Regions from separate parts of the Mus musculus genome. Here region 1 is linked to region 2. The links are chromatin contacts, found by Hi-C in ENCODE. All regions are on one chromosome and are shown on one strand. Each heading gives the region's core, a stretch centred on a gene start or an enhancer-like site at or near the end of the contact. The rest is flanking DNA. Distances are from core to core; before and after follow the strand shown. Region 1 holds the start of Cspg5 (chondroitin sulfate proteoglycan 5). Region 2 holds the start of Celsr3 (cadherin, EGF LAG seven-pass G-type receptor 3).

Region 1 (7,751 bases), core at 1,922-4,421, 1.4 Mb before region 2:
AAGCAGGCTCCAGGAAGGGGTCTCTCCTTCGGTATCAGGGTGATTTTCTGAGGTTCCTGGTGACCCCGGGAAGCTGCCCATGTCTGCACCACGACCCTCACTATCCAATCCTTCAAAGTAATCAATGTCAATTATATCTGAGGCTGGTTGGGTCTCGAGAGTGCCCTGAAGGGGAAAAGTGGGCTCTGGTGTGCTGCCTCCCAGGTTCAGCCGAACCTCCAAGGGGATCTCTTTAGGGAGTTCAGGGCCTACACTAGGCTTATCATGGACAGCAGGGGAGGGAGGTCCACTGGTTTCAGTAGCCTCAGGGATGGCAGGGGGCATTGTAGATGACCCAAGGGCCTCATCAGGAGCCTGGAGCGTAGCTGGAAGGGTCTGGGCGTCGCCACTGCCAGCCTCTGCAGTCACTCCACCCAGGCCTGGGCCATCTGCCTCTAGCCAGGCAGTGCCAGTCACTGCAGCCGATGCCTCTAGTGCCTCCTCTGGCCCGACCCCAGGGCCCACCGCAGCCATCTCACTGCCCCGCTCTGTCCACGAGGTCTCATCTTCCCCAGCTGCTGGCAGGCCGGCTTCCTCCCGCGTGTCATTGGCACGCGACTCCCATGCCAGGCTGCTCCTCACCAGCTCTTCAGCCTCGATCGCACTGCCTGTTTCCCGTGCTGTGGGAGGGAGGGCAAGGGGCAGGGTGTCAAGGTGGCATGTCCCGGTGAGAGGCTGAGGTAGATCCTGTAGACCTAGGTCCACCCTGGGACATTGCTTTGGTTTCTAAGGCCACGCCCCATTTCTAAGGCCCGCCCCTGAATCTGCCTCCCAAGCTTGGTAAATACACATTGCCTATGGTTTCCCGCCCCAAATAGCACCCGCAGTCTGCGAGACGAGGTCAGGGTACTCCCCCAACTTTGGCTCATCCTTGCCTCATCTTCCGGACCCCGCCCCGTCCCGCAGCCTCGCCCACAAATCGCATCTAGGCCCCCCGCCCCCGATCAGACCCCGCCCCTACCTCAAGACCCCACCCCCACCCTAGCCCACCCTGCTGTCTGTTCACAGGCTATGGGCTGCTCCCCGTTGGCCTGTGTCCTCCACCCCCTACAGGTCCTCTCCTCCTCCCCTTTCCCGCCGGGTCCCGGGCTGTAGGCCAGGCGGTGCCCCGCCCCCTTGTCAGGGCTTGGGGACTCCACCTGGACCTGAAGTCAGCGAGACCCTGGCATGGGGTGGGGCGCAAGGGGCTGGCTGGGGTCCCGGTCCGGGTGGATACCTACCCGGTACGGCCCCAGCGGTGAGCACCAGCGTGACCCCCAGAAGCAGCAGCACTGGCGGCGGCCCCCAGTCCGGGCCCCCGCCTCCAGCTCGGCCCATTGCGCGGAGCCCCTGCCGCTGTGCGCGGTGCGCGCGGCTTGGCTGCGCCCTCGGCTTGCCCGGCCGCTGCGCCTGCCGCCCGTGTGCGGCCGCCTCAGCCCACGGTGGGCAGCATGAGCCGCCGCATGCCGCCGTCAGCCGCTGTCCTCCGAGCGCCGCGCCTCCCCGCCTCCCGCGCCGCCGCTGCCGCTTGCCGCTGCCGCGTTCGGCGCCGCCCCCACTCCGCCCGCCCCGCAGCACGTCGCGTTGACGCCGGCCCCTCTCGGTCTTCCTCGCCAGGGGACAGTCAGACCCCTCTGGCACGGGACGTGGAGAGCGATGCAAGCGCGGCGCGCAGGGGCGGCAGCAGAGCCACTGGGGGAAGCCGACAGGTGCACCGGCGGCAGCCCACGGGGCCCGCTTGCGCTTCCAGTGCTGAGCGCGCTGGGCCGCGGACCTGCGAGGAACCCACCCGCCACGCGCGCGCAGGGGAGGCGGGGACGTCGCGGGCTCCGACACCCGCAGGCTCGGGGCGGGGCTCGGAAGGGCCACAGGGGGCGGAAGCCCGCGCCCCCAGTGTGGAGAGAGCGGAGCCCGGGGCACGGACTGTCCGGTGCCAATCCAGAATTCGGTGTCCAGAAGGTTCTCCAGTCCGACTCTAAGTCTTCTTCCGGAGAGCAGGGAGAACATCGACAGAGCCTGGCAAGGAGGCGAATACTACGGCCTAGGCTCTAATTGGATCAGACCTAATCTGTCCACAGCCAAAGCCATTAGTTTAAATCTTGCACAGCCAGGTCCACCCAACGTGTTATCCGGTCCCCAGTATTTGGACTCCACCTTGCGTTTTCTAAATCCAGGGCGGCCTTCCGCAGGTGACCAGTACTACCCAAACCCAAGTTCCTGGTTAAACCAAGAGGTCTAGATCACTGCCAGGTGCACATGCAACGTGGAGAGAGAGGTCTCTGTTCCTAACCCAGGTTCACTGCTTACTGGGAGACCTGTTGGAAGGGAGGCAGAACTACAGCTTAGTCACCTGGCTTTCCCCGCCTCCAAATAGCCTACATATTGATGTTTTATTATCGACCTAAATGATCATGTTCAGCTCAGTCCAAGGGTTAGTCCAAGGGCGATGCTGGTGTTGATAGTCTTCTGTCAGTGACCAAATATGAACAAGATGGAGGACCATCATTTAATCTGTCTCATACCTGTCTTCTAGTGAGTTGCCTTGGTTCAACACTCCTTTTCTCTCACAAGTATGGTTGCAGCTTAGAGTCCCCTCAAGGCTGACAAAATTCCAGCAGCTAGGCTCTTATATCCTGGCTCGGAGGTGGCTATGTAGGGTCTGTATGACATCTAGAGAGTGGCAACCAGACATACGTGTCCTAGTTTGGAGTTCCAGTCAAGAGGGGGCTTGCTTACCCAGATATAATACCTATTTCTCTCTTCAATTCCTGGGTGGTAGTTGTCAAAAGTGGATGTTGGTGGAAGTTCCTACCACACAGGAGATCCTATGTAAGTCCTTTCATGCTAGGGCATGGTCACAATAAAGTCTTTTCCTACTTATGGTAAAACACTTAAGAGTTAGGGAGAGCACTTGCCTAAAATGAGTGAGACTTCAGGTTCAATTCCTAGTACTGCAAAATAATTGTATTTGCTGGTTATGGTAGCTTATGTCTGTAATCCCTGTCTAGAACCAACTAACCAACCAAATCCTTCTATCTACCCTATTTCCCACCCGTAACTATCCTTTTAAATTCTGTTTTGATCAGTAGAACAAACAAGCGAATGTGAAATATTTCCTTCCTCAACTATCTTCTCCCCTCCCTGCAGAGAAATTCTGCTACCACTTTTTTCAATTTTGTTTAAGTTGTCTGAAACTGAACCCAGGGCCTTGTGCATGCAAGTAAAGTGATGTCAGTGAGCTATATATCCAGCACCAATTTGGTACTAAGCAAGCAAGCAAGCAAGCAAGCAAGCAAGCAAACCAACCAACCTCTGGCCTTCTGCTCCTCCCTAACACTGAGAACAGAGTAATTGGGCAATGCCCATTCTGTGGTGAGAAGAACAAGATTTAGCATCAAATCTGTGTGTCCCCCGAGTTAGTCACTGGCGACTCCAGCATGAAAGGATCTGGCAAGCAGTGTCAAATGTATGGTGTGTGCGTGCATGAAGTGATATGAGAACTAGAACAAGGAAACCACCACTGCCTATCTATAGCTTCCACGTGTCCTCTATTCACATCATGCGCCATCTGGGCGCTACACATGCTTTGTATGGCAATGGCTTCTTCATGCCTCTTTCCTACTGTTTTGGTAATTTGTCTCCAAAGCCAAGCAGAGCCATAAAGACCATTGCCATGACTGCCGTACACACCCTTAAGTGCAGAAAAGACACCTGCTTCACTGATGCTACCACCACTGCTCCCATACCATGACCACACATAATTTGGTCTGGATGGAGAACATCAATTTGACTTTAAATCCTCAGTATAAACACCAACATATTCAAATTTTGGCTTTCCTTTTTAAAAGCTGTATTCATCTGAATATGGAGGCTTCTTATATCACCCTTTAAATTCATGTACACGGGTGTTTTGCTTGCAAGTATCTGCACAACACCCATATCTGGTATCCAAAGAGTCAGAAGAGTCAAGCGCTAGAACTGTTGTTACAAACAGTTCTAAGTCGCTGTTTGTGCACTACAGACCCTCATTTCCTTTCTTGCATTTCAAAAGGAGCAGGATGCAGAGTAGGACAATAGAAGCCTTGTCTCCTTACCCAGCCCAGCATCCACTTTTACCTGGGCATTTAATGCTTCAGCCCCTTGAGACCTTCCCTCATAACCCAGGTTGGCAACAATCTTTACAGACCTGAAGCCAACCTTAAATTCCTAACCCTCCTGTCTCTACCTCCCATGTTCCAGGAGTACAGGTATGCCGCTATGCTGCTATGTCTAGCTGTTACTAATGACCACCACAGAATGATCAAGCTTCTGATCTTAGGCATGGAGACAAGCGATTGCTTTTGTGGGGGGTGGGGTGCAGAATGGGCTACTAGGAATAGGTCTACTCACACCATTCCTGGTAGGAAGGGACGGGCTAAAGGGCTTTTGTGTTGACAAAACTTCCTCACAAAGACTGAGTGTTCTCATTTCAGAAAAGGGTTATCACAAACCTTGGGGTGGTTATTTTGCCAGGCAATGGTTTGTTATTATGATGCAAAGGGATTTTGAATTTATTAACTAACTCTAAAGCCAGGCCAGTTAGGAGAAAACACTCAACTAATGCAGATGACACCTGCTGCCTGGGAAGAGGACTAAGGACTTCTCAGGGACCCTGCAGGTGTTGCAGAATAAGATGACCCTTAGCTGGGTGGCACATGGTCAGTAGATGCAGGAAGATCAGAAGCTGAAGGTTGTCCTGGGATACATGAAGGCAGGGATGCTACAATCCAGATGGCTATCAGAAGTCTGTCAGTGTCAAGGCCAAGCCAGACTCACGACCTCTCAGCCCCACACTTGCTCCGTGTGACCGTAGGAGAGCCAACCACAGGTGGCTAGGAAAGGAGAAAGATCTAGCTCCCTTACTGTCAGGTGCCTACGGTGCTGTCACTACTTTGCTAAGGTTTTCACGAACTACCTTTAGGGCAGGTGGTCTCTGTCAGCACAGCTGCTCTCCATGAAGCTACAAGAGCATTCAAAAGCTTGCCAGGGGTGGGGGGCGCGGACAAGTAGTTAAGGATTACCCCCAGATTTCTTTCTTTTAATGTGTAGCCCAGGCTGGCCTCGAACTCGTGATCCTCCTGCCTCTGCCTCCCTTCAGCAAATCCTACCAGCGTGTGCCACCACAACCGACTACCTCCAATTTCTGCATAGCAGAAAAACAAACACAGGAACCCCCTGGTTTTCTCAGGAGTCAGAACAGAGTCGGCTGGTCCCAGAAGGTACAAGGGTATTAATTGTAACAGGTTCACTAAATTTCCCGTCTCATTAGCCATCCCTACATCCCTGGGACAGGGATTATCTGCGTAGCTCTGGCTGTCCTCAAACTCCGAGATCTGCCTGCCAGTGCTGGGATTAAAGTGTTACCACAGCCAGGCCACTATCAGCGTCTTCAGCCCTTTGAAAATGCAAAAGCTATGAAAGAAGTCAACCATGCCAACCACGCCTGGCTCCCGCTATCCATTCTTTCTTCTGCTTTTTCCCAGATGGCATTTCTCTCTGTGTAGCCTTGGCTGTTCTGGAGATTCGCCTGATTCCATTCCTGCTGAGATTAAAGGTACGAGGCACTACTACCAGGCTCATCAACCATTCTTTATAGCAACCTGGTATAAGGTCTCTGTCACAAGCTCAGGACTAAAGTCCTTCCCCCACCTCACTATGTAGCCCTAGGTGGGGTCACAAGAGATCCACTCGCCTCTGCCCTTTATGATAGAGATATACATTCCCAGGATTAATAAAGTCTAGTCCCTCCCCAGCCCCAGGATTCCATAGGCAGCACACATCAGAATCCATGTTGCACCTCCCACTAGGAACTGAATTCAGGATAGTATACAGAAATTATAGACCACTCAGTTCAGATTTTACATTCTCAGTTTTCTCCAGGGGGGAAAAAAAAACCAAAAAACTTTTTGGATAGGTCTTGCTTGTACCACAATGCCTTTCCTGCCATCAGGATACTGTAAATTACTTTCATTTTCTTCAAGGATGCTTGCCCTATGTGAAATGCTGCTATTTATTAACTGTTTTACATTCTGGTGGCTTGGATGGCACAGCCTGGCTACTTTACTTACAGCTGTGATACACTTCAAACATAGCAGGATCTCCTATTTTTATTGGATAAAATGTCCTAAGAAGGATTTGTAGAGTTTTGTACCACATAACCTTTTTAAGAAGAAAAAGTTTAAAGCCAGACGTGGTGGTATTCGTTTTTAATTCTAGTATTTGAGAGGCAGATGGATATCTGTTAGTGCAAAACCAGACTGATCTGTATAGTGAATTCCAGGCCAGTCAAGATGGTACAACAGTGAGACTCTATCTTAAAAATTAAACCCATATAAATATATATGTATGTAATTCTAGTGTGCATGTGAAGGCCAGAGGACAATTCTTGGGAGTCAGTTCTCTCCCACTATGTGTGTAGCCACGGGACTGAACTTATGTCATCAGGCTTGGTTGCAAGCACCTCTTATCGGCTGATGAGACCGGGTTCCATCTAAGCGGTACCTGACTAACTCTGGCTCACTAGGGCTGTTCCCCTGGGAGGAGGCAGGATGTCCTCCTCATCTTCCTTTGATGAAGGGGAAGGCATCCATTCACACTAAAGCACGTGTAAAGGCCCCGAGCAACGGCATTTTAAGATCTAACCAGGCCCAGGTGAGACTGAGTACTCTTTCTTTACAGGACACACTAGAAATGAATGGATGAATGCAGAGAATGGGACTAGAATTCATAAATGGTATTTCATTTATTCAATGCAAACGAGGGACATTAAGCCACTTTCATTCATTTTCTCCCAAACTCTCAAAGCTCCTTTACCTCATTAGAACAAAACCTAAAGAAAAAAAACAAATAAACAAACAAAAAAACACCAAAAAAAAAAAAAAAACCCAACAAAAAACAAAAACCCACACTGAGAAACACATTTGTACAAAAACCACACAGTATCCAAGCCCGCCCCTCACAAAACTGGATGGGTGTTATTACAGGAATGATACCTAACTGACAGTCATGGAAAGAGCTGTGTTGAAGTGTTGAACTTAGGTTCTATAGATTATCAACAATGTAAAAACTATTCCCACTTGCATCTCTCAAAACTGGAAAGCAATCACATTACAGACCTCAGGTTACAGACAAGCAGAGTCCTATACCTCCCCTAGGACTCCGGGGAGAAGGCAAGTGCTGGAGTCAATTTACTTTGGGAGAGAATGGAGGGAAGGAGGGCAACCCTGGCTGCGGTCAGAAGACACCGGGGTTTTCCTGGAGGAAAAACAAGCACCCAGGGAATAAGCGAATCTCCATTTCCACCCCAAGGCTCTGGAGTCATTAGCTCTAGCTCCAGGACTCTGGCGGTGACGTGGGCTCCTGGTTAGAGGAAAACCAAGAGTCTTAAAGGCAAATCTCAACTGTAGGTTTTTGTGTTATTAAGAAATGCCTACCTATAGCTCTCATACATAAAGCTTTAAAATACACATAAAAATACACCCGTAAGGTGCTCTACCTTGCACTCTCAAGAATGAAACTGCCACTTAAAGTTCTGCTAAAAACACCCTTTTGCTACTAATGGAAAGACAGAAAGGAGGGAGGGAGGGAGGGAGGGAGGGAGGGAGGGAGGAAAGAAGCTGGCAAAACCAAAACCCATCTAGTTGTTCATCAGCAGGGGTAGATACAGGCTCAGATTAAGGCTTTTTTTTTTTTTT
Region 2 (7,499 bases), core at 2,420-4,919:
CAATCACATATTCCTGACGAGCCTCATAATCCAGGTCAATGAGTGCTGTGAGCTCTCCAGAGAAGATATCCATTTGGAACAACTCGGGGATGTTCCCTTCCACAATCTGGTACATTATATGAGCGTTGGGGCCATCATCGGGGTCCACTGCGGTGATCTGAGCCACCACGGATCCTACGATGCTGTTCTCCTTCACCCTCACTTCAAACTCCTCAGCTGGGAAGACGGGTGCGTTGTCGTTTACGTCCTGTACAGTCACCTGGATGCTGACTGGAGTCCTCAGTGGGGGCACACCACGGTCCACTGCGTAGGCAGTCAGCTCATACACTGGCACTGCTTCCCGGTCCAGTCGCCTCACAGTCCTGACAATGCCAGAGGTGGGCTCAATGGTAAAATCCCCATCCCCGTCTTCCCCATTCTGGAAAGTGTACTGGACGCGGCCATTGGCATGGGCATCCCTGTCAGTGGCTGAGATCTGCAGGACACTAGTGAAAGGTGGCGCATCCTCGGAGACCAGGCCTGTATAGTGAGAGGCCACAAACTGAGGAGCATTGTCATTCACATCATTTACCATTACCTCCACGTAGGTGGTATCTGCTTTCTGTGGTATACCATTGTCCCGAGCGGTTATGGCCAGTGTATAGGTCACTTGGTCCTCATAGTCCAATGGAGCTTGCAGCGTAATGGCCCCAGAGTCAGCATCAATTCGGAACTGGGGCAGGTTGTCTTCCAGAAGGTAGGTGATGCGGGCATTTTCACCTACGTCATCATCAGAAGCACTGATGACCACCACAGTGCTACCCACTGGGCGGTCTTCATTCATGCTCACCGAGTAGTGGGCACTTTGAAAGACAGGCCTGTGTGTGTTGGCATCTGTGATGTTGATATGCACATAGCAGTGGTCATGAAGGGCACGATCAGATGCAGTAAGCACCAGCTTGAAGTAGCGTTCCTGCTTGTAATCCAGCGGCAGAGCCAGTGTCACCAGGCCCACACCACCCTGGGTGCTGATGGCAAATCGGTTCCGAGTGTTGCCACCCGTGATTTGGTAGCTGATGGCGCTGTTAGCATCTCGATCTACCGCAGTCACACTGACCACACTGGTGCCTACAGCTGCGTCCTCATTGAGCCGAAGGTGGTACTCTTTCATGGTGAACTCAGGCCGATTGTCATTGACATCCAACACAGTTACGGTGACACTGGCTGAAGCAGAGAGTGGGGGTGAACCATGGTCTCGAGCCTCCACACCAAAAAAGTAATGTTCCACAGATTCACGGTCCAGGGGACCGCTCACAGAGACCCAGCCAGTGGCACTGTTTATCACAAAGGGTGTGTCTGATGCCACACCAGTTAGAGAATACTCTAACCTGGAGTTCTCCCCATGATCTGCATCCACTGCTTGAATGTGAATTACTGAGTGACCCAGGGGTGCATTTTCCAAAACAGAGACCTGAAAGGGTGTGCTGACAAAGATAGGAGCATGGTCATTGATGTCTACCACCTGGATGCTTGCCAGGCCCGTGTTGTTGGACAAAGGTGGCCGGCCTGCATCTTGTGCCCGGATTCGCAAAGCGTACTCTCTCTCTGCCTCAAAGTCCAGGGGTGCCATTACCTGTATCTCACCCGTGAGACTGTCGATGGCAAAATGGCCCCGGCTGTTGCCGCTGATAATGTTATAATGCACCAAACCATTGGCATCCTTGTCCTTGTCCGTGGCCGTGACACGTAGCACCACCGTGTGAGGGCGCACATCCTCACGCACCTGTGCCACATAGCGCTTCTCGCTGAACTGGGGCGCATTATCATTCTCATCCAGCACAGTTATGTGCACTCGCACGGTGGCTGAACGTGGCCCAGGCTCCTGGCCCTGGTCACTAGCCTCTACTACTAGCTCATAGCTTTCCATGTGTTCCCTGTCCACGCGGCCACTGGTGCTGATAAGACCCGAACGTGGATCAATCTCGAAAGCAGCGGCGGCTGCGGTGCGCACAGCTGGCGATCCCACGAAGCGGTAGCGCAGGTTGGCGTTAGGTGGCGCGTCGCCGTCGGTGGCACGCAACTGCAGGATGGGGTAACCTTCTTCCACATTCTCACGAAGTGTTTCCCGATACTGGGCTTGCTCAAACACTGGCGCGTGATCGTTGCGGTCAGCTACTGTCACCGCCACCATGGTGGTAGCTGAGAGGCGCGGTGAGCCGTGGTCCTGTGCTGTTACTCGAAGGTAGTGGCGTTCCATACTCTCACGATCCAGAGCGGCAGCCGTGCGGATGAGGCCACTCTGAGGATCAATACTGAAAAGCTCCAGCGAGCGGCTGTTCATGAGCGCCGCCAGCGAGTAGATGAGGCGCCCGGCCTCGCCTGGGTCCGGGTCTTGTGCCACCACGCGCAGTACTGATGTGCCCGCTGCCTCATTTTCAGGTACCAGTGTCTGGTAGTTGTATTGAGGAAACTGCGGGTGGCGGTTTGCAGCACGACGAGGACGAGCCTGGTTAGTTGAGAGTATTTGCTTGGCTTCAGGACCAGTCGGAAACCCGGGAGGGCGCGGCCCAGGGCGCTCAAAGAGGAAACGGCGGCGGAAGAGACCGCGGGAGCGCATGCGCCCGGGAGCTGTCCGAGACTCGCGAGGTGCTGAACCCGGCGTAGGAGCTGTCCTCACAGCACGTGGTGCTGAATCCTCCCCCAGGCCAGATCCTAAAGAGCCGGGGAGGCAGTCCCGCCGAAAGGGTCCCCTGTCCACTGTGGAAGTCGCGGATCTCTCACCCTGACCCTTGTGTCCTGGCTCCCACAGCTTCCCGCAGCAGCGAGAGGTTTCCACTCTTTTGCGGATGCTTCTCCTAGCATTACGCTGGAAGGCCACTGGCCTGGAGCCATCAGGCTGAGCCAGAAGTTCTGAAGGGTGAGGAGAGCTGTTCCTCAGATCAGAATCCCCTGGGGACAGAGCATCGAGTGGCAGGCTACCTCTTCGTAAAGGCCCTGTCCGCCCACAAGAGGAGATCTCTGGGTGCCAACATAACAGATACCCTGGACCCTGACCTGCCTCTTGCTCGCGACTACCCAATGCCTGGACCACCACCTCCGCGTTTGGTTGCTCAGGGGCCCCTCGACCATTCCGGGCGTTTTGCCTACCTACTCGGAGCCTCATGAAGACAGGCTCCCTGACCCCCAGGCCAGGATCTCCATCTTCCCAGACGCCGGGAGATTCGGGACAAAGAGCTACGGCTCCACTGCCGATTTGCGCTCTTGGCCCAGTAGTAGTAGCAACCCCTGGGTCCCAGTCCTGGTCCCCACCGCCCCCCAGCTCCTCCCGGCTAAAAGGGAACAAAGAGAGGAGAAGGAGCAGTAGTACCGGGGTCGACGGTCCCGGGAGACCCCACCATAGAGGCCGCCTCGCCATCACCCCCGCCTCCCGTCACGGCCTCCGCCGCCCCCCGCCCGGGTCCGGGCCTTGGGCCCGCCCCGCTGCTCTGGCCCCCTCCTGGGCCCCTGCCGCCGCCCCGGCCCTCCGCCCCTCTGCCCGTCGCTCCGCGCCGCCACTGCTCTCTGGGCACCATCTACTCCGCGGCCAGAGCCCCTTTGGCATACGGCCCCGGCTTTTGCCGCCCCCACCACAGCATCCCCGACGCCGCTGCCGCCTCCCGACGCTCCAACATGGCTCCCGGCCGCTCCGATGGTTTGCTCCACCTCCGCCCCGATGCCCCAAACCTGGTGGTACAGCCCGTCGCGCATGGCAGTTCTGGCGACTGAAGCCGTTACCGCCATCTTTATTGAGAACAGAAGTGCTGCCCACGGTGCTGAACGGAGCTGGGAGTTTCTCCGCTACTCTGCCACCGCCCTCCCTCTCATCCTAGTGCGCTATTCCAGCGTGGCTTCCTAGTCTTTCTTCAGACCGAGAATCTCGTCTCCCTTTAGAGCGCTAGTTCCGAGCCCTAACACCCATTTTGGTTTGAAAATGTGCTGTCATCGGTCTGGGAAGGGTTACCATATAGAATCCTGGGACTGTGAAAATAATGGCCAGACACCGGCCTGGTTCAAACAATAGCGTTAACTGTTTATTAACAAGTTTAACTTATGAGAAACATGTCGCAAAAATCTCCTTGTTTGCTCCTACAGAACAGGATCTGAAAACGACCCTTCTGAGACAGGAAGAGAAGCCAACTCTTCTCCGCCACGAGAGTCACTAGCGGTCTCCCAGACTTGGGAGAGACACCACGTCTCTCTAGGCTATGGTTCTTTCCAGTGTTCTGAGATGCCACGTGGAACCCAGGGTTGTACAACTGTGGACCCAGCTTCCTCAGATCTCCGCCCCCTCGCCTGCGACAACTGCATCCTTTAACCCCTTGAAGAACCCGACAGAAGCTCAGTTCTCCCTAGTCCTGGTCCAGTCTAGCTTTCCGTCCAACTCCTGGCACGCGCGCATCTCAACCAACCAATAGCTAGATGTGGCGCAACAGACGTCACAGAATCCTAGAGAAAGGCGGCGCATTCCAATTAGAGTGTCATTGTTTCTATTGGCACAATGGGAGACCCCGCCCCTCTCGGAGGACTCCATTGTATGCGGGAGGTAGGAGGGCCTCGCGGGTTCCACGCTAGCCAGCAGAAATAATCCAAAAGACGCGCTATATTGATCAGCCTCCAAACTTGGCATCGGTGATGAGCTGCAACGCAAGGTGCAGGGGACTCATTCATTCTGACACCGAGACAGGAGTCAGGCCTAGGACCCCAGAACATTGCCCTGGGTGCGGTTCCCCCGGCTGAGTGGTTACTACTTCAAACAGTCCAAGAACTCCTGGCCAAGACCTCTGGCCCGCCCCCAAATGGTAGCTATGACATCACCAGCAACCAATCAACGCATTCTCTCGCTCCTGGGTTTCTTTGCTTCGGGGAGGTTTGGCTCACTCGGGTTGCACTGGACGAGGCTGCTGTGATCTGACCCATGGGTATCAGCTGTAGTGTTTGGGGTCGTTAAGTCTTAAGACTCAAGTCAGAGTTCCGTGACAGATACACCATTTGTGCGTGTAGGTGGACTATGTACAGCGGCACTAAAGAAAGTACTCCGTAGGATTGTAGTTCCTGACTAGAGAAGAGAGGAGCGGGACCTGGTTTTGAAGCGCCCGCCGCTCTGTGGGTCCACAGACTAGCTAGTGGAAAGCGCAAATCTCAGGTTGAACAAGGAGGAAACCAGCTGGAATCACAGAGGAGACCCCTGAATGACCTTAGGGATCTGGACTTCCGGTACGAGTTGCCTGAGCAGCACTTTTAGGATGCCATCCCGGCTCTTGCCGCGTGGGCAGATGTGTTAAGTAAGGCACCTTGGCTGAGGGAAATCGTTCCGTTTTCCCCTCATGCAGGGCTGGTGACTGGCCTCCACCTTTGACGTCTCCGTGGCGTCTACTAGAGACGACATTCGAGGCGGCTGCGGGCGTGAGACTGTCTCCCACTTTTCCCCCGTTTGTGGCTGCTGTTGGTAAGCCGTTCCCTCACCTTGTTTTCTCACATATCCTCACTTCTGTGTCCAACCCACAGTAGTCGCTCCCAATGCACTTCCTGGAAAGAGAAAAATGAGGAGCCTAAAGGAGGTTCAGCTGGTGAAGGTGCTTGGTGTCCAAGCTTGAACGCCCGAGTTTGATCCCTGGATCCCATGTAAGAGTGGAAGACCGACCCCACAAAGTTGTCCTCTGACAACCATCCACACTTTCAAATGAAATGCTGTTGGTTCCTCCCTCTGCTTCCAAGACCAGCTTTGTCCCTACCTCCTAGGAACAAGTAAGACCTCCAGGTGGCCTTCTCAATAGTTCCAATTGCAGGGTCTACGCAGGTCTCAGAGACGCAGATTTGATGTGAGGCAAGACCAGACAGTAGTGATGAGAGCTTCACGGGACCTATCTTTTCTGTTAGAATTTCCTTGTAGAATGTGTGCACATTCTGCACATCAAGGCCCTGAGCTCAATCCCCAGCACCATAAACAAAAGAGAGACTCTGGTCTTGATGTGGGGTCACAGACCTTTAATCCTAGCACCCAAGAGACAGAGACTGGTAGATCTCTGAGTTTGGGACCAGCCTTCGCTACATAGTAAGATCCTGTCTCAAAACAAAACAAGCACACATAGAATACTGGCTGTATCTCCTCAGCTTTTCACTGGGCTATAACCAAACTCAAAGTAGAACATACTATATCTCACATGTGGAGCTGTTGAGGACTGCTGTGGAAAAACACATAATTGTGTTAATTGGTCTCATTTTACATGCATGGCCACAGCGTTAGTATGTTAGAGGACCTAGGCAATCAGTGTGGTAGGGCAAGAAAACCAATTGAAAAGAATATGGAGGTTAAGATGGAAAAATCGTGTCCACAGTCAATATGATTGTGTAAGTAAAAAAAAAATCCAAAGAAAGGGTGAGCACTTAGTGGAGTGCTTGCTTCTGTCTGAAGCCCTGGGGTAGATCCTCAGCCCTGAACACACCAGCTGTAGCAGGCAGGCCTGGGATCCTAGCACTCAGGAGGTAGAGGAAGGACGGTCAGAAGTTCAAGGTCTTCAGACACAGAGTTACCTGAGGGCCTGTTCTAAAAATAAAATTTAAAAATCCAAGGGACACTAAAGGTGATTGTCATTTTGCTTGTGTATTAGATTTGTCTGATGTGTATGAGTGTATTGCCTGCATACGTGTATGTGCCACACATGTGTCTGGTGCGTGCAGAAGTCAATATAGGGCATCAGATTCCCCAAGAGGTAACGTTACAGATGGCTGTGAACTGCCGTGTGAGTGCTGGTAACTGAAACCTGGGCAATCTGCAAGAGCAACAAATGCTCTTAACTCCAGCCTCACTAAAAGGAAGTTGTTAAAGTGAGCTTTAAAAAGTTGTTGGACATGGGACTGGAGAAATGGACCAATTGTTTAGAGAACCTATTAGTTTTGTTTTGTTTTGTTTTGTTTTGTTTTGTTTTGTTTTGTTTTGTGATAGAGTTTTTCTGTATAGCCCTGGCTATCCTGGAACTCTGTAGACCAGGCTGGCCTTGAACTCTCAGAGATCCACCTGCTTGCCTCCTGAGTGCTGGGATTAGAGGAGTGTGCCATCACCCAGCTAAAGAAATGATTTTTAATAAAACATAAAAATGTACTAAACAAACAAATGAAAAACATCAATAAACTGGACTACATTACAATTAGCTTTGTTTGTTTGTTTGTTTGTTTGTTTGTTTCTTGAGACAAGGTTTATGTTTGTGACAGCCTTGGTGGCTGTCCTGGAGCTCTCTTTGGAGACCAGGCTGGCTTCAAACTCACAGAGATCCACCTGCCTCTGCCTCCCGAGTGCTGGGATTTAAAGTGTGTGCTACCACACCCAGTTCCAGTGAACAAATTATTCTTATTCAGTGGCAATATTAAGAAGGGAGCCAGCCAGGTGTGTTGTTACATACTTGCAGTCCCAGTACTGGGCTGAGATAGTAAGATATCAGTTACCTGTTGGCTAGGGCTAGATAGTGAGACCATGTTTCAAATAA

The links. A loop is a pair of places that touch in the nucleus more often than their neighbours do.
Region 1: a loop to region 2 is called in a map of T-helper 1 cell, with 2.8 times the contacts of the local background. The contact joins the promoter of Cspg5 here to the promoter of Celsr3 in region 2. A Hi-C loop is called at or near these places in 2 of 37 maps with a recorded cell type or tissue (T-helper 1 cell and regulatory T cell).

Annotation. Positions count from the first base shown.
Region 1 is chr9:110,239,203-110,246,953 of GRCm38, reverse strand. It overlaps Cspg5 (chondroitin sulfate proteoglycan 5), which reads right to left and starts at 3,171. Exons shown (of 5, transcript NM_013884.3): 1 at 1,260-3,171; 2 at 1-659. The coding sequence starts at 1,356. Smarcc1 (SWI/SNF related, matrix associated, actin dependent regulator of chromatin, subfamily c, member 1) reads right to left here. Exons shown (of 28, transcript NM_009211.2): 28 at 6,776-7,751. It also overlaps the pseudogene Rn4.5s-ps2.
Region 2 is chr9:108,822,215-108,829,713 of GRCm38, reverse strand. Celsr3 (cadherin, EGF LAG seven-pass G-type receptor 3) reads right to left here and starts at 3,669. Exons shown (of 36, transcript NM_001359572.1): 1 at 1-3,669. The coding sequence starts at 3,394. Gm35025 (a long non-coding RNA gene) reads left to right here and starts at 3,594. Exons shown (of 2, transcript XR_871161.3): 1 at 3,594-5,232; 2 at 5,349-6,591.